Linked DNA regions of Homo sapiens: region 2 is linked to region 1. The links are chromatin loops, found by intact Hi-C in ENCODE. Cell type or tissue: mucosa of descending colon. All regions are shown on one strand. Each heading gives the region's core, and the rest is flanking DNA. Links, peaks and the distances in the headings are about the cores only.

The links. Hi-C counts contacts between places; a loop is a spot of excess contacts. Peaks named below come from ENCODE experiments on the same cell type or tissue, not always from the same donor. Only the 100,000 strongest peaks of a DNase experiment are listed, where the experiment ranks them.
Region 2: a loop joins it to region 1, with 5 times the contacts of the local background. A loop is called at or near these places in 86 of 110 quality-filtered maps.

What each region holds. Positions count from the first base shown.
Region 1 is chr2:118,843,657-118,853,129 of GRCh38, forward strand. It overlaps EN1 (engrailed homeobox 1), which reads right to left and starts at 3,992. Exons shown (of 2, transcript NM_001426.4): 1 at 2,650-3,992. The coding sequence starts at 3,511. RefSeq lists enhancers at 1,011-1,660, 1,661-2,310, 6,579-7,131 and a silencer at 1,577-1,871. In mucosa of descending colon, for the core only: no CTCF peak of the experiment used is centred there; a DNase peak (open chromatin) is centred at 4,278.
Region 2 is chr2:118,226,850-118,236,322 of GRCh38, forward strand. No RefSeq gene overlaps it. Among named protein-coding and RNA genes, the nearest start is that of THORLNC, 45 kb to the left of the region's middle. In mucosa of descending colon, for the core only: no CTCF peak of the experiment used is centred there; no DNase peak of the experiment used is centred there.

The DNA.
Region 1 (9,473 bases), core at 687-8,686:
GGTCAGGGGCCTGCTGTCCTCACCGCCCCGGAATAGATAGGACTGGGGCAGTGAGGGCAGGCCCTGGGGGAGTCGCCAGCCTGCAAACAAATCTTCCTCTCCTCCTCAAGAATCATACCTACAGGAGAAACTACAATAAGACCCCATCTGCTTGTAGCTATTGACCTCAGAAAACAACGGGATAGTGAGCCGGCTGGGAGAGGGCTGCTTAGCTCCAAAGTATTTGGTGTCTGCCCCCCTCCCCGCACCCCTCCCTCCCACACACACCTCCTCGCCTTCTTTCTCTTTGGCCTAAAGGAAGCCTTTTCTAGGGTCTCAGGGATGCAGGGACCACCCCTTCTCTGAAGGAGAAAAGGCCCTGATCCATCCTCATGACCCTGGCTCTGGGTTTTCAGCCTTGCCCCTTGGATGGTGCCAATAAGAAAGGGAGGGCCTTCCACATTCCTCTAACCGGCTGCGTGGGGCAGGGTCTCTCTTATCTGGGTCTTCCTTATCTCCCCTTTCAACTGATGCAATTTCAGGATTAAAAACTCCTGAATAACAAAAACAAGCCGGATTGGCTTTCTCTGCCTACTGATGACATTTGCAAGGAGACTGCAGCCCCTTCCCCCACCTATGAGCAAAAAGGAGAGGGAGGGAAGCAGGGACAATCCAGAAAAAAAAAAATGTGCTTTGACCACCAGATAGGAATGGGAAGGGGCCACAGGAAACCTCCTTAGGAAGGTGAAGTTCCCCTCAAATACTAGTCTGGGAGGAGGGCCCACTGAGAAAGGAGGGAGGGAAAGCGGGAAAACCAGGAGAGGATTGAACTGTTGGTGTGTGCCTCAAAAGCCTGCACCTCTGCCCACCTGCTTCCACACCCAAGTCTTCTGGCATTTACTTGCTGGGTCCTGCCTTGGATATGGTAGCTTGCTGAACCAAGTTAAGTCCCTGTCAGGCCTGTTCATCTCTAAAACTGTCTGGAAAGAAGGATCTTTGCCGGCATCTCCAAACCTAGCTACAGAGAGGAAGGCTGGGCAGCCTACTCCTGGGGCAGGCAGGAGGCTGGGGTAACCAGCTGTCCTATGACAAAGAGTCCAGGCCTAGCATACTGCAGCGACTCAGATCTGGGTCGAGGCTCATCCCCTCCTCCCCCAACTGCCCAAGCAGGAGAAGGAGCTGGTCCCCTACCTACCCAGGCCCATAAGAAGGAAAGTGGCCAAGAACAAAGCCAAGGCCCTCTCCAGAGCAGAACTGGGGTTTTGATTCGTAATTAGCTGAGCGGGGAGAAATAGCCCAAGAAATGCACACAGCCCCAAAAAGGCCCCACTGCCCGTTCTGCATCCGGGACATGTTGAAGTGTTGTTGTATGTGTGTGCAGAGGCACGGACTCTTGTAATAAAATCGTTCCTAGTCTCCCGGCCAGCCCGAGCCGTGCAGCCTGACAGCTCAATCACTCTATCCATCAGGCGAGTCAATCAAAGCAGCTTTTCGGAGGTTCAGGGAGCCCGACGTGTCAATAACGGGGCTCGAGATGGCGGGAGCTGATAGTGCGCATCGATCCGCGCCCGGCCGGCAGCTGTGGGGCGGCGAGAGACCAGCCAGAGGAAAGCGGCGCGTGGCTACGTTGTTCCCGGCCCCCTGCCGGACCGGGTGTCTGGAGTGCTGATCTTGGGCCAAAGCTTCTGCCGCTCTCCCAGACACTGCGGGCCGGGGCGTCAGGCAGGCCTTGGCCTTCTCTCCCGGAGCCCAGCTCAGGTCTCCTCCTCGGGTTCGCCAAGCGCGAGGGGCACACGGAAAAGTGGTGGAAGGAAAGCCGAGAAAAACAGGCCTACGGATGCCAGAAGTCTGCTGGATGTGCGGGTGAAAAAAGGAAAGCGCCGCGCGGGGAGGATGCGGGAACCGTTCCGCGGAGAAGCTACGGAGGAAACTGGCTCTCATGCCCTTGGACACGCTTCCTGGCCTGAGCCTGACCTGTTTTCTCTCCTCTCCCACTGTTTTTCAGCTCCAGAAAACCAGGGGCTGCCAGCACCCACCTTTTTGGCAACTGCCTTTCCCTGGTTTCTACCCACCCGGGTCAGACTCTTTTCGCTACCCAGCCGGGGGAGAGGGACGGCTTTCAGACGCTTTCCTCCCTGTCTTCCTGTGTTTCCCATGTTTATCAATGTAAACGGTCTCTCCGCAGAAAATATCGAGATGGTGTTTGTGTCTGTAAGGACACACAGTGAATATAATTTTTCTGAACAAGGCCTTCTCTGGTCAAATCTGGCCTTCGGACGATCAGGCTGGTGGGATTTCAGACACACATCACTAGGCCCACCTTCCTGCCTTATCTAAACACCCTGGAAAGAAAATCACTGACTATGTACTTTTCCTAAGAATAATAAAGATAAGAGACAAAGAAGGCCCCAGGGATTCAGAGTTCAAAATCAAAGAATCGAGACCCGAGCCTCCTGTGCCACGAGCTGTAGCTTCTCGGGTGGTGGCCGCAGAGGCCAGGATCGCATAGCTGGATGAACATTCGGTTGTGACTGGAACTGGGGTGAGGAAGCAGGCGTGAGAGACTGGAGTACCCGAGGCCGGGTTTGCTCTCCCTAGCGCCGCAGCTTGGCGTTCTGGGGCGGTCCGCGGGGCCAGAAGGCATGGCGCAGCCCGGAGTTGGGTACTCACCGGAGGATGGACGATCCGAATAACGTGTGCAGTACACCCAGGCGGGCCATACGAGAGGCTGCTGCGAGTCAGTTTTGACCACGGGCCCGCCGTTGGCTGAGCCCATAAGTAGGATAGCCGGGTTGCCGTGCTCCGGGTATTTGGTGCCCTGCGCTCCGGGGCTCCCCGCGCCGCCTCCACTGCCGCCGCCACCGGTGTCCGAGGGCTTGGCTGCTGCGGCCGCCGCCGCCGCCGCCACTGCCGCCGCGGCCGCCGCCGCCGCCGCAGCCGGGTTCCCAGCTTTAGACGCGCCCGCGCCGGCGGCGGCTGGCTGGGAGCCGTCGGGTGGGCCACAGTTCGCGTCCGGGGCGCACAGGAGCGAGGCAGCGCCTGGCGCCCGGGTGCCCAACGGGTGGACAGGGTCTCTACCTGCGGCAGTCTGGCCTCTGTCACGCTCGACCCGGCCTCCTCCTCCTGCGCCTCCTCTGGCCGCCGCAGCCACCAGAAGCTGCGGTGGCGGCTGCTCCTTTTTGCAGCCGAAGTCCGGCCTCAGGATGTTGTCGATGAAAAAGTTGGTGGTGCGGTGCAGCTGGGCCGCTGGCTGCGGCTGGTGAGCAGGCGCCGCGAGATGCTGAGGCGGCGGGGGCGGGGGGTGTGGGGGGAGGTGCGGGTGGTGGGCCAGGGGCGGCAGGCAAGGCGCCGCGGGCGGCGAGGGGGGCGCAGGCTGCGGGGACACCGGCACGCTGTCTCCATCGCTGCCGCTGCCGCTGCTGCCGCTGGCGCCCGGACTGAGGCTCAGGCTGAGGCCGCCCGGAGTCGCCGCCGCCGCCGCGCCGAGGGCCGAGTCGCGCTGACTTTTAGGTTCCGGCTGCTGTTCTTCCATGCTCGGCCGCCCCGCCGCCCCGGCCGCCGCGCCGGCCCCCGCCCCCACCGCCTCGCTCCCCACCCCACTTTGCCAGCGGCCCGTGGGGGTGCGCGGAGGAAGGAGGCAGGCGAAGCCTCAGCGAAGGCACGGGGCGGGTGCAGGAAAAAAGCTCAGGCGTCTGGCCTGGATCGCTCGTTCTTATCTAGCAGATAGATCTCGCTGTCTCTCCCTCTCTAATTTGTAGACATCCAGATATGGAGACACTTGGCTATTTCTTTTTTCTTTCTGCAACCAGATTCAATGATTTGATTTAAATGGGGAGTAAGCCACGGCCAAAAAAATGAAGGAAAAAAAGAAAAAGAAAAGGAAAAAGAAAGCAAGAAAAAAAGCTCCAATAATTTTTTTCTTAAAGGGAAAAAAATAGTATTTAAAGTCTAGCCATCTTCCTAGGCAGTAGTGAGGGGTTTGACTTCCCCGAGTGTCACGCTCAGCTGTGCCCAGAGCGTGAGGCTGGCAGCGCCTTTAATCGCCTTTGCTTTTTTTGCAGGGAGAGCGCGTCTCCGCCAGCGCCGGGCTGTTTTTTTTTTTTTTTTTTTTTTTTTTTTTTTCAAATCTCTGACAGCTCGGATCTTTGCACAAACTCTCTCGCTTAAAAAAAAAATCACCCAGGCACACTTTTTGCCTTCAAACCGGAAGCACGTGAGTCAGGGCCGCACGTGTGCGGAGCCAATGGCGAGCCGGGACTCGCGCTGACACTCGGGCCTCGGCCCAATGGGCGCGCGCGGGACTTTGCGGATAAATAATCCGGGGGCGTCAACCGCTGGCGGAGAGGGGGCGCCTCGGCGCTGGCCCTGTGCGTCGGGTCCGCCCTCCCCCACCCGCGCCCGCACCCGCGTCCCTCCCCCTCCTTCAGGCCGGGACTCAGGAGGGGGCAGAAGAAACCCGGGAGGGGTGAATTTTGGGATGTAGGCAAATGGAGAAGCAACTCCATAAACAACTTGTTAGAGAAATGCAGGATTATGGGTCTGTGAGCTACGGGAGCAGGGGCAGTAGGCAGGAGCCTGGCTGTTTTGCACCCCCACGCCTAAGAAACTCAGCTTTTTATTTTCTCCTCTGTCTCTGGTTGCTGTTATTGAAGGATGGGTGGTTGTTGTCACTGCCGGTTTGTGTGTTTGTGGGTGGGTGTGGGTTTGGGTGTGTGTAGTGGAGGGAGGGGGAGTGAGACAGGGAGGTCGGTGATGTGAAATAGACCTAGAGTTGGTTACTTTCAGAGGCGCAATTTGTTTTTCACAAATAGCAAAATCTGAAAGGCCCGCTGCGCCTAGCTAGCGTCGCACGTTTACGTTTGTACGTCTCCTGCCGGCCCGCTGCATTGCTTTCCCTTTGTGGGGAATCCGCACCCATGCCCTTCCCGGTCCAGACTTTCGACAACACCCTGGAGCTGCCCTGGCGCCATAGAGCCAAGCCCAGAGGGCTAGGAATAGCCCCAGAGCCAGTTGCCTGGACCTTCCCTGGCAGTGGGAGTCCGGGCAACGCAGATTAATCTCAGGAGGGCCCCGGGGCCGGCGAGTCAGAACGCGGATGCGCGCTAGGCCCTAGCTTTTAGAGTTCAGGGTAACCTCTGTGTTAGATTTCCCTGCAAAGTAAAATCAAATAAATGAAAGCGCTGCACCCCAAGTATTTGCCCTGGCTAGCTGAAGTTGTGAACAGGGAGTTTCCCTCAATTGCCGGGTGACTGAATTTCCTGGGATTGCTCCCAACTCCCTGGGTGCCTCCGGCTCCAGCTCTGTGCGTTCTTCCCTAGTTTGAGGGAAATGCCGTTCCTCCAGCTGCTATCATTCTCCCGTCTGCCGATCTCTTTTTCGCTATTTCCTGGTCGAGGCACCCCCAAAATTTTCTCATAACCGGGAATGTGAGGGACGGGGGTGGCGTGTGGACTGAAGCTCTAGGCACCTGCGGGACTTGTCTCCGGATTCGTTTTGGAGGACCAGTATCCGACTATGCTGAAGCCTGCGGTGGCCGAGAAAGGCGTCAGCAAACGAGGCCTTCGGGGGTGTCATCTTAGAGCTCCAGCGGACCTCCTCGCCCTGAACGCCCTCCGCAACTGGGACAGTAGAGAAAGGATCCCTTTGGAAATATTGTCTATTTGTGACATGCGAAAGAATCCCCCTACCTCCAGTTTTCCAGAAAAGTCACAGAGGGTTAGGCTAGGAGGAACATGCAACTAAACCCACAACAAGCCGAACCACCACCACAGTAGCTGAAGTTTCTCAAAAGGGCTGGTGGAGAGCAGGAATTTATATTGCTCACCGCATCTTGGGAGCAGGCGAGGGTCCCCCGATTTCCGGGGCTGAGTTCCCGGCTAGACTTGCGCTGCAGCCTAGGGGAGAAAACCTCTCTCCCTAACGCTGCGCTGCAGTCTTCTCTACCTTCCCAAGCCGCCTCCAACCCCACCTTGGAGTCTCCCGAGTCCTCTTCAGTAGCACACCCAAGGGCTCCCCGAAATCTCCAGGCGCCCCCACCCCTTCTCCCCGAAATGGGGGTGGGATTTTATTTATATTTAAGTTCGCAAAATTGAAATCTTTATCCCGCAAGCAAGCGTGGGTACTTAATTAAATTCTAATTAGGACACTATCAATATCCTATTTAGCTGCGTAGCTTTTGTGCGCCGCGGTCCCTTTCAGCGCGGTAAATAGGGTCTCGACGCCTTATCTCGCCTGCAGGAGACGCCTCGAGAAGGGCTGCGGAAGATAATTTATAGGTTTTAATTACTCTTCATTCCGCCTGATCAGCTTGGCGTTCATCACAGGCCTGTGAATAAAACCCTGGTCAAAAGCTCTGTCACATCGCGCTGGCAAGACGCTTAATCAAAGTGAGCGGCCCCGCGCGCCGCGCGGCCCGGCTCCTCCACGTAATTTCCAGCCAGCTGATAAAGCCAGCTGAATAATACGGCGGCCCTTTGGAGACACCATTTACAGAAATGACTTTATTGACGGCTTAACGTCGGTAATTCATTTTACCTTTCATGTAGTGGAGCCCGGATTTGTTACAGTAATGGGATGATAAATGCACCCGCGGCCCACGAGCTCGAGCTGGATTAGGCGGCACTCTGCGCGCTGGCTCGTCCCCCCACCTCCCCGAGGCCCGGCCTGGGCCGGACGCTCGGTACCCCGCGCCGCTCTGCGCTCCATGACCTCCACCCAGACCCTACGCCCTCTTCTCCCTCCTGCAAATGAACATGCCATTGGGAACTCTGTGTGAGCGCATTGGCGTCTTGTCAAGCATGCGAGTGAAGTGTGTGAGGGCTGAGTGAACAAATGTTGGCCGAGAGGGATGGGTGAGGGTTTCACAGGACTCTGAGTGAGCCCAGGATTGGGCGTGTGAGTGAGGAACTACGGGCAGGGTGAGTTGTGTGTACAAGTATGTGAGTAAAGGGTTAGGGTGTGTGTAAAGGATTGTATATGCACGAGTGGGTATATTTGTGTGGCGGTCCTTTTGGGGGTACTCGTTTCTGCCTTTGGGAGCTAAGGAATTACTTTCAACTTGATAGATGCCCAGGCCGGGGTGGCAGAGAGGTGGGCCTGCAGGTAGCAGGTGGGGAAGCCTGACTCAAATGGAATAGAGCCCCTTTCTCCAAATGCCATCTGCTCTTGGGCCGAAGGTAGGGAAGTGTGGGGGTACCCAGTGCGTATTTCTATGGCCTTGTAGTTCTGAGCTATGCAGTCACCTGAGCTAGAGGCGCACAGAAGGCCATGGACTGGGCTGCGTCTCTGCAATAAGTTGATTGTCCCCAAGTACCCTTTTCTTGGGGATAGCCCAGATAAAAGTGGAGAACGACAAGAAAGATAAAGATTCTATTTTGTCTCAAATGCCAAAGTTGGGGGAGGGGTGCTACATTTTTTCACTTGAAGGAAGGAGGTCCCAACGAGGCCTTCAGTGATCGGGAGTTGGGTAAATAGGACAGAGAGAGACCCCAACCGTCCTTCCCTTCTCCAGTCCTTGGACTTCCTGCATTTTCTGAGGATAGGCAGGGGCTCCCAGTGAGCAAAAGGCACCTGGCCAAACAGAGGAGAATGATGCATACTTGTTTGAGGAGCTGCTAGCTAGGGGAGTTTGGGGATCATATAGTCGGAAGACTGGCATGTGTTTATCAGAGTGAAGGCTGAGAAATTTTACCTTTCTTTCTCTCCTTTTCTAATTTTGGGAAAAACGCTCAGCGGTCTTGAAGAGTGGCCCGTGGCTGTGGGGAACAGAGTGTATATTTGTGTTTATTTGCTTGGTATGTGAGAGCCACCCAGAGAGAAAATTAGTCTATAAAAGTATTGTGTGTGTGTGTGTGTGTGTGTGTGTGTGTGTGTGTAGTTGTGTGTGGCAGGAGGCCCCTGTATGTATGTGAATGTTAATGTGTACACCCAAGTCAGCCCCACTAGTCAGGCATGAAGAAATGTATTTGCTGAGGGTTTTGGTGTATGCTGTTCAGAAAAGAAGACCAGCCTGTGTGTCCATAGAATTTTGGATTTTGTGTAAGCAAAGACAAATGCCAGGGTCCTGCTTGTTTCCACCTCTCTTTCGAGGATGAGGACCAGAAGGAGAATTACGAAAGAAATTCTTGCAGCCTGGCGAGGGGTGTGCGCCATGGGCTGGGAGTAGGAGCATGTTGCATGCACAGGGTGGTAATCGCATTTCGAGTGTAGATCAGATGGCGGTGGGGCCTCGTGGTGCGGGACATGAATGAGTTGTCGCAACACAATAGCGTGCAGCCTTCCTACGGGGACTGGATGACCAGCGGTTTTGTTGGGAGTGAATGCGAGGAGATTTCTGCTACAAGTGCCGCGTTATTATGAGCTACAAGGTCAGACTATACATCGCAGGTCCCCAAAGCCTATGGACCTTGGGAAATGTGGGGCCTCGAGTCACGTCATTGTACCTGACAGTCTTTTTCAATAGACTAATTCAATTAGTGCTCGCGGTTTCGGTCTTCATCTGGAGCCCATAATAATGTGGGGGTGGGTGGGTGCTGGGGATTCGTTTGGGTATTGGTTAGGGATCCTAAGCAATTCTGTCCAAAGTGGAGTGGGACTAGGGGAGGCAGCAAAGGAAAAAAACCGGTGGCCGGGGGGTGCATGGGGGGCAAACCATTGAAAATAAAACGCTCTGCTGACAAAATAAAATGCTCCGTTGACTCCTGAAATTGGGGCAGTAGCTTTGTTTGTAGAGGACTCAGAGCATTCCTTGAAGGGGGTGAGGGACAGGGAGGATTTCTTTTTTTCTGTATATATGAAATAAGACTAAAAATGTCTAGGTATCTAGAAAGCCCGAGAAAAAGCCCACTGTTGGAGGTTGTCACCTTCGTGGATTTCAGTATTTGGATTTATGTCCCCATCATCCGGTCTTCCCCCAGAGTTTTCTCCCTCTTATCTAAGGCAGTTCACAGCATGGACCGTTTTGTTCTAGAAATAGTGCCTCTCTCTCTCCTCTCTCTCTCTCAAGCTCAGACAAACTGAGACCTTTCTCCTCTTGACTCCCCGCGGGAAACGGTGGAAAGATATCAATGATTTCTGTACATTGCACCCGGTGGCCAGGATTCAGAAAGCGCTCCTGGGGCCCTGGTTTCCTCTCTGAGCCCCGCCGGCTGTCCACAGGCCCGCGCCGGGCGCAGAGGGCGCCAGGGTGCAAACACCCGAACTGTCGCCGCTCGCGGGTTTGCAGGCGGCCTTCGGGCTGCGCGGGGATGTCCGGGAGCCCGACGCAGGGCCCCTTGGCTCGGATTACGGGAAGAGGAGCCTTCACTGGCCCCCCTCGGAATTTCAAACCTCGCTGGGACTGTATCACACAGCCAGACAGGCCTCTGGAGCTGAGAATTTTAGACTTCGCTGCTCCGGGAAGCAAGAGGACTACATACAATTCCCTATTTATTTTTCTTCACTTTAATCTGACATCCCGCTTTTTATGCTTACACTGAATCCTACCCAAACCCCAG
Region 2 (9,473 bases), core at 709-8,708, 620 kb before region 1:
CTAAGACTTGCCTGTGGATGAGGGGAGCCCCAGAGTGACAGACCTAGGGGGCATTTGTAAAAGGTGAATCAGGGGCTGTGCCCAGGAAGGATTTGGGGTTGGGCAGAAGGCCTGGATTCTGAGATCCCAGTGGGAGGCTATGGTGGTCATAAGGAATGAGGGCTGCTACAGGCCAGTGTTATGGGGATGGAGAGAAAGAATGATTTGGTAAGATTTGATGGCCAAAGCACATGGAGCTCAAAGCAGAGAGGCAGGTCAGAGGTGACTGGGCTTTCAAACCTGGGTAACCAGAGAATAAAAGACAGCCTCGTTATATGCAAGAAATTAAAATAGCATTTAAGGCTGGGCGCGGTGGCTCATGCCTGTAATCCTAGCACTTTGGAAGGCCAAGGCAGGTGGATCACGAGGTCAGGAGATTGAGATCATCCTGGCTAACACAGCGAAACCTCATCTTTACCAAAAAAAAAATACAAAAAATTAGCCGGGTGTGGTGGCACGTTCCTGCAGTCCCAGCTACTCGGGAGGCTGAGGCAGAAGAATCACTTGAACCCAGGAGACGGAGGTTACAGTGAGCCAAGATTGCACCACTGCACACCAGCCTGGGCAACAGAGCAAGACTCCATCTCAATTTAAAAAAAAAAAAAGCTTTTAAATCTACCATTACATTCATTGCAGCAGTGTTTAAAACATTGAACACTTCATTATAACAGAGAAACTCAGACACCAACATTGACGATCTTTCTTCCAGTGTTGAAGAGCTTTCTTTGTCAAAGCTGGGCACTTGGCCTCATGGTTGAGCTTCAGCCAGACTTAGAAAGCCAGCATCCCAGAGCTCAGTGACTTTGTAGGGTGGACGGAAAACCAGCTTGTAGAAGCTAAATTTTCCCCAAGACACATTACTCCTCCTTAGCATTCGTTACCATTTTTATACCATTATTGAGAAAGAAAATTAGAGAAAGATACCCCAGAGGCATTTTCTCCGCAACTGCCAGGAAGTGAGGAAATGTTCCAACGATGAAACTGATCTGGCATTTGTTTACTTTTCAGTTGCATCCAGTGTCTGCTTAAGAATGTTCTGATGGGCAGATACCTAGATTATCACACAGCAAATGCAAGCCAGAAAGGTGATAAATAGTGAAAAGGGCACCAGACTGGGCATGTGGGTTGGGAGTTCCCTTCCTGGTCCTGCCTGCTAGCTTGTGTGGCCTCATCCATGCAGCGGCACTCTCTGCCCTAGTTCCCTTCCTGAAAAACGAGGTGAATTGGGTGATTTTAAAGGTTCTTTCCAGCTCTGTGTGAGTGGATCAGTGATGTGCCTCTTGCTTTGGGTTTTCCCCAACTCTTTTTTCTCACATTCTGCATTCTGCTTTGCATGTGCAAACAGAAGGGATATTTATGTCAGATGATTTAGACCTTACTCTGGTTTTTAATAACTTTATTGACATTGAACTTTATTAATATTTTTAAAGCATCATTCTGTCTATTCTCCCTTGATCCACAAAACTGCCATGTAAAGTAAGTAAGCCAGGAGTTTTATTCCCAAATGTGCAGCTAATGATAACAATGATGATTTCTATTTACAGAGTGCCTGCCACATGTCAACATATGCCTTATATTGAATGTCTCACTTAATCACCACAATCTTCTAGGTACTGTTACTCCCACTTTACAGATAAGGAAGCTGAGACTTGTAGGGGCTGGGCCTCACCGAATGCCTCCAGCTTCCTGATGGCTGAGTCAGGATTTCAATCCTGGTCTATCAACTCCAACTCTGTGCTCTCTAAGACCTTTGGAGGTTATGTAAGGGTTGTCAACTGTCTTCCTCTACTACCCAATATTTTTTGTGGACATTTACCTCTGTACCATCAGAGAAAACCGTTGGCCAATGTGACCCTCCATTTGCTTTGTGGGCTTCCATGGCCTCCCCATGTGAAATATAAGGCCCAGATTTAAATCAGGCAAGCTGTTGACAAATGTCTATCAAGCACCCAGTATGTGTCTTACAGTCTACCACAGGCTTTGGAACCCTGAAGAAGTATTAGAAATGTCTCCTTCCATCCAGATTTTACAATCTGAGATGAAGAAACTAATTGAGCGAGTACAACATCAGTGAACGAGCAGTGTCCTGTGTTATCATGGAGACCACCAAACTTTATGGAAAGCTCATTCTGCTCCCACTGCAGCCTGGACTGTTTGGCTTAATTCTCATGAAAAGCTTATTTGATGGCTGCTACACAGTGAGAGCTTGTTGACAAAATCTACAACCAACATGCTGGTCCAAAGCAAAGACAGTTGGGGAACTTGTTCTTTGTGCAGTGGCGTCTTTGTCCTGGCCTTTGATTTGTTTCCTGGTATTTTAGCCCTGGAATTAATAGGTAAGCCAAACAGACCCAGTTCTGGCCATTATTGCATACTAATAATGGCTCAAAACAGTGGCTTGAAGCAACACACATTTATTCTGCTTTTGAATCCGAGGGTCAACTGGGCTCCGTGAGGCAGTTCTTGCTTAGGGTTCCTCAGACACTTGTAGTCAGGTGGTTCTGGGGCTGAGGTCATCTGGGAAGCTTCTTCACTCATGTGTCTGGAGCCTGGGCTGGGAAGACTCAGACAGCTGGGACCCCTTGGGCATGTCTCTCTAGGTGGCCTCCTCATGTGGTCTCTCTGTAAAACCATGAGAAGGCCCAGGAAGGCTCTCAGTGGCCTCCTTTGGGTCCTGTGCCCATTCTTGAACTCATCACTGTGGCCAGAGGGAGTTGTGCTTTGATTCTTATCTTGTTCTTACCTTGGGTCAACTCCACCCAAACTACTTAGACTGAATGTGGAAAAATGATGACTCCCAAGGGAAAATTGAAGTGAGGATGGATGATGGAAAATTAAGGCTAGCTGAGGTCCACTGGAGTTACTTGTTTCTTGCTGGTACTCATAGATGTTTGTTGATCATGGTATTGGATGGGGATAGGTCTCATACCCCTTTCCCTGAGATGCTGAGACCAGTGGCTTCTCTGCCTGGACTGGAAGCTACACATAGCTACACATAGCCTAGGGGTTGGAGCAGTGGGCAGCTTGGGGTTTTTATGAACCTACACTTCGGCTGAAGTTGCATTTTCCTACATATGTACCTTTGCTTATGCCATCTTCGCCACTCAGCATGGCCTTTCTACCCATGTCCACCATTTTAAATTAAATTGTCCAATTTGTAAGGCCGGATGTAAGAGCACACTAGCCAAAGATGAACTTTTTGTCCTCCGATCTCTGTGGCCTTGCTGTTCGAAGTGGAGCCCAAGCGCCAGCAGCATCAGCATCCCTTGGAAACTTGTCAGCAGTGTGGTCTTACTATGTACCTCAGAGCTACTGAATTAGAACCTGCATTTTAGCATGATTCCAGGTGTCATGTGGGCACAGCAAAGTCTGGGCAGCGCAATGCCAGAGCAGCAGTTCTCAGAGTGTGGTCCGGGAAAAGCTGAAGGTCTCTGAGACCCCTTCAGGGGGTTGGAAAGGTCAAACAATTTCCATACTAACATACTAATTTCTGCTGTGATAAATATAGCCGGGTGCAGTTATTCACACCTGTAAGCCCAGTACTTTGGGAGGCCGAACAAGTGGATCACTGGAATTTAGAAGTTCAAAACCAGCCTGTGCAAAATGGTGAAACTCTATCTCTACAAAAAAATTCAAAAATTAGCCGGACATGGGAGTGTATACCTGTAGTGCCAGCTACTTGGGAGGCTGAGGTGGGAGAATTGCTTGAGCTGGGAGGTTGAGGCTGCAGTGAGCCATGATTGTGCCACTGTACTCCAGCCTGGGAGACAGAGTGAGACCCTGTTTCAAAAAAATTAATGATAAATAAATAAATACAAATAGACATATGGCCAGGCGTGGTGGCTCACGCCTGTAATCCCAGCACTTTGGGGGGTCAAGGCTGGCAAATCACTTGAGCCCAGGAGTTCAAGACCAGCCTGGGCAACATGACGAAGCCCCGTCTCTACAAAGATTACAAAAATTAGCTAGGCATTGTGGCATGTGCCTGTAGTCCCAGTGACTTGGAAGGCTGAGGTGGGAGGATTGCTTGAGCCTGGGAGGAGGAGTCGCAGTGAGTCAAGATCGTGTCACTGCACTCCAGCCTGGGCGAAAGAGCAAGACCCTGTCTCAAACAAATAAACTCTCTCTCTCTCTATATATATATATATTTATATTTATGTATGTCTATATATTATGTATTTATATGTTTGCATATAAACATATAATATATATTATATATTTATATAAGTATATAGTTGATTTATATAATATATAACCTATTTTATATATAAACATTATATTTTATGTATTATGTTTATATATGTATATATGATATATTTATATATGTAAACATATAATTATATTGTATAATAAAGTATATTTATATATTTTTATATGTATTATAGGTAGACATAAACCACATAAGTTTTAAGAGTGTAAAGGGATTCTGAGACCAAAACATTTGAGAACTGCAGCTCTTGATCCTTCTGTCTCTGGCTAGGGAAAGTGTTGACCTTCCCTCCGCACTCTGGCTTCCGGCACTGAGCACAGCCCGCTAAGGGCATTGAAAGAGATCAACCTATACCTCCTTAGCCTTGAGGACAAGGAGAGGCTCCAGGGGTCACCCCCACCCACCCTGGGCATCAGGCTCTATGTAATCCACTTGCCAGGCTCATGGCTAGACACACAGCTCCTGAATATATATTTGCTGAAAACTGACAATTATAAAGATTTTGGGGGGTAATTAAAAAGAATTCAGATCCCCTAGCCCCTTGCCTTTGTCCTTTAATTTATGACACTTTTCAATGTTCAATTCACACTGCTCAAAGAGGAGCTCTTGCTCCCATTTAAAGAAAAGCAACACAGGTTAAGAAAGGGCCTCTCAACATCATGGAGTAAGCCAGTGCCATTTAGGAGCTGCGTTTCAAAATCCCCAGTGCAACTCCTTGTTGCCACACTATGGGTCTAGGAAAGGCCATAGATGAGCCCAGGGTGTTCCGATGCCTCGCTGCTGAGAATGGCTGAAACATCAAGTGGTGGTGGAGCCAGCCAGCCACTCAGGGGCCAGGAATGGAGTGCAGGGAATGTGGGTGTGGCTCGGACTTGCCTGCTCCTTCTGGACTCTACTCATCCCTACCATGCTTTCCACGAGTCCCATACTGGGCTGGTCCTGTACTTGGGAATCTCAGTTCTTTCCCTCAGCAGCGTGAAGAAATCTTCACTCTTGTTATCCTGACTGTTCCTATGAGGAAATGGAGGCTTTGAGAATAACTTGCCCAAAGTCCCAGTGGATAAATGGCAGATCTTGCCTTTAAAGACCTGCTTCTCTCCTTCTGCCAGAATGCCTCTGGCCCTCTTTCCTGATGGCTTTACTCCCCTGAGGATCTAGATTTATGATCTCCATAGTGCTTATTCATCAGTCTGATCAGAATATTGAGAAGGACTATTCTAGAACTGTCTTGGAATCAAAAGCCTATTCAGGTTGGACTGAAGCCTCCCTTCCTCCCTCCCTCTTCCTTCCTCTTCTCCTTTCTCTCCTTCTTCTCCTCCTTGTCTCTCTCCCTCTTACCCCTCCTCCTCCTCAGTAGCTCTTGGAACCCCAGGAAATGCCCTGTAAGAGGATGGACTATCCCCATTCTAGGGCTAAGAGCCTGGCGATTGTGTAGGGCAGAGAGGTTCTTGTAAAAGGCAGTGTCTCCCACCCCCCATGCCTGCCCTGACACACTCAGCAAAGAAGCAATGAGGAGATTGATTCTCCAGGGTCTCCCACCCTGTAAAGGGCAACTTCACACTCCTGGACCCAAGGCCCTTGAAATATCACATTCAAAATCCACTGGGCTGTTTCTAGGGCCCACTCCATCCAAGGTAAACTGTTCATTACCCAGCGATAGGGGCTCAGGTGGGGGGCGAGGGGGCTATGGAGAAGTGAGCTCATTGAAATCCGGATAATCCCCAAACCTCATTTTCCCTACTGCATACGACTGCCTCTGCCCTGCCCCCTTTTACCAGAGCGGCCAAGAAGCCACTGGACCGCTTTGCCTGGTGCTCCTTTTATCTTCCTGGCCCGAGGGGTCCATGGGCTAATGATCAGTGAAATCAGGAAAGGCCGAGAGGCCCAGCTAATCCACAAATTGGATCATCCGCCCCTGAATAATCAAGAGCTGCTGGCACAAAAGTTGGTTTCTCTCTTTGATCATCAGCACGCAGAGGACACACCTACATTTGCTTCCTGTGGGAGTCCTCTGGGGAATTCGAGGCTGGTTCTGTTTGGCCAGATACAATTCAAATGCAGGACTAAAAAATCCCAGTGTCCCAGTGTCCCTGGGTACTGTTTTAATGTGACAGCGAGGAGAGAATTGAAATTCTAAAGAGGTCGTGTAAACTCTCGAGATTTGATGAGCCAGTTCCATTCTGTGTTGTAGACACTTCTCCACCAAGGGGGGGATTTAATCATATGTAAACCTTATCATGCCATATCTAATGTTGTATATCTTAATAATAGTGATATATCGCAGTGATGCTGACAAGAATAGTTCAGGCATCCACTGCTTTAAGAAAACCTGAGGTACAGAAACCATACTTCTGGAAGAAGAAAGAAGAATGGTTTGTCATTATTTGTGTTCCAAGATGGTTTTTTCCCTCCCCTTAACTAAGGCTTTCTTTTAGATTCTTTTAGGTAGCAAGCATATCGGTGACTTTCAAGTGATTTAACTGATAAAAACTGCATTTACATACAAGCTGTCATGTATGGGTTCATGTGGTACATGCAACTGTGTTCACAATTTTTCATGATCATTAAGGAGCATCCACCTACACTTGATCTTGGCCAACAAGCTGAACCTGATAGATGTCCTCTTCTCGGGCTAGGAAATTCCCATGCACTGTGGTGTTATAAGAGTGGGTTCCAAAGTGAAGGGAAACTGAGAATTTCGTTGGGAAATTTTTTAAAAGAAGAAACATTTTAAAAGAAGGGAAATGTTCCCATGTTATGCCTTTGCAATGGCATGGACCCTAGACTCTCTTTGGACTCAGATAGACATGGGACTGAATTCCGACTCTGCCACTTATGGACAATGTTATTTACTGTCTCAGAGCTTCAGTTTCTACCTATGCTTCCACATCCTTCTCAAAATCCTCTAATACTTTTTCTTCTCACCCAGAATAACATCTGCAAGGCCTCATCACAGCCTGTAGGACCCATATGATCTGGCTGCTGATCTCTTCATTCTCTTGTTCACCAAGCTTTCACAACCCAGCCCAGCAAAGCTCACTTCTGCCCCAGGAACTTTGCACATGCTCTTTCTGATCCAGGGAAGCTATTTCTCCAGACCTTTGCATGGCTCCCACTCTTACCTCATTCAGTTCTTTGCTCAAATGTTATCTTCTGAAATATTGTCTTCCTGGCCACACATCCTCAGGTCCCTCTCTGGGCCCTCTGCAAGCTTGATTTCACTTCACAGCACTTATTGCCTGACATATATCATATTTATTCCTTTGTCGATTAATTTCATGTTTGTATTTGTTGACAAAAATGTGAGGTCATGAGGCAGGGGCTTTGTCTTATTTGTCCTTGTGTTCCCACTACCTAGGACTTTGCCTGCACCTGGCATAGACACCTAGTGATAGTAGACTGAATCACTTTGGGAACTGGTGATCATGAGATGTCGCCAGGATTAGTAACCATGTGGGTAAAGCCTGGCAAGAGCAAGTAAATGATAAGTACTATTATTGTCACTAATATTATGAGCCCAAGGCCTAGTAAACATTGTTTGTAAATACTTGCTGAATCTGTTGGACTTGAAGGGCTCAAGGGACCTATAATGGATGGCAGGTCAATTCCTCTTAATGAACACAGCCTCAGGAACCTGTGTTTCTGAAGCACCTGTCAAGACCCCCTCCTCCTGTTCAAGGGTCTAAAACTCAAAAGCTTGCAGGGGCTAGACAGATAATATAAACAACTGAAGCTGTTTGAGTGGGAGCTGTTGAACTGGAAAGGCCATGTTCAACTCCAGGTAAAGACCTAGGGTTGCCAGAACTCTTACTTTTTCAAGACAAATTGGAAATCCAGACTTTTATATAAAATCTCCTAATTTTAAAATGTTGTTTACTGACATATTTTGGATGTTTATTCCCTCCAAATCTCATGTTGAAATGTGATTTCCAATGTTGGAGGAGGAGCCTAATGAGAGGTGTTTTGGTCATGGGGGCAGATCCCTCATGAATGGCTTGGTGCCCTCCCTTCAGCAATGAGTGAATTCTTGCTCTATTAGTTCACATGAGAACCGATTGTTAAAAAAAGGCTGGTACCTTCCCTTTCTCTCTCTTGCTCCTTCTCTTCCAAGTGACACACTGGCTCCCCTTGCCTTCCACCATGATTAAATGCTTCCTCAGGCCTCACCAGAAGTGGACGCTGGTGCTATGCTTCATGTACAGCCTGCAAAGCCATGAGCCCTCTTTTATTTGTAAATTACCTAGTCTCAGGTATTCCTTTATAGCAACATAAAATGGACTAATACAGTTATTATGTTGGGGGTTGACAAGACCACCTCCATGTTTGGAGATCCACTAGAAGGACTCACAGAACTCAGCATTTGTTTGTCACCACTTCTAAGTTTTAGTACAATGTGGTAGGGGTACACAGGCAGATCACAGGGGGAAAGACATAAGCAGAGCCTGGGGGAATCCATGCACAGCCTTCCTTATGTTCACTCCCTCCTAGAGGGCTCACACACTGCCCACTTTTCCCCAAGCAGCAAAAATGCAGCAACATGTGTGTGATGTTTCAGCCCAACGAAGCCCATTAGATTCCTTGCCCAAGCTTTTTTATTGGGGGCTGGTCACTCTGCCAGCATGTACTGAAATTCCAGACTCCCAGGAGGAAAGCAGATGTCCAGCATAAACCCCATTGTGATAAGAATGTCACAGTGAGCCACTCTTACCAGTTACAGAATGTTTCACTTCCATGTAAGGAACTGTTTACCAGCCAGGTTTCAAGATGCCAGTCAAGGGCCACCCTTGCAAGTAGACCTTTCTAAGGAGAGCAGTTTCAGGCTTTCTATGTCAACTCTTTACACAGTTACTAAATAAAAAATTGTAAGCTTTTTATTAAGAAATATTTCCAACACATACACACAAAAAGAAAGCGCTATCATGAACCTCCATGTACCCATCACTTAGCCGTGTCAACGAACATGCACCTGCATTGACTCATCTGTGTCCCCATCTGCTTCCCTTGAATTATTTTGAAGCAAATTCCAGAAATTGTGTTCCATCTGTAATAGTTCGGCAGGTATCTCTAAATGATGAGGACTCTTTACAAACGATTTGGAGTGCATGCTGTCAGAATGTAACCTCTGCCCTAGCCCCATGTCAGGAATCATTTCCAAATGACAATTCTCATTCCCTGGCTACTCTGTCAGACTTTTCTCCTGCCATCAATTCCTTAAAGACTTGAG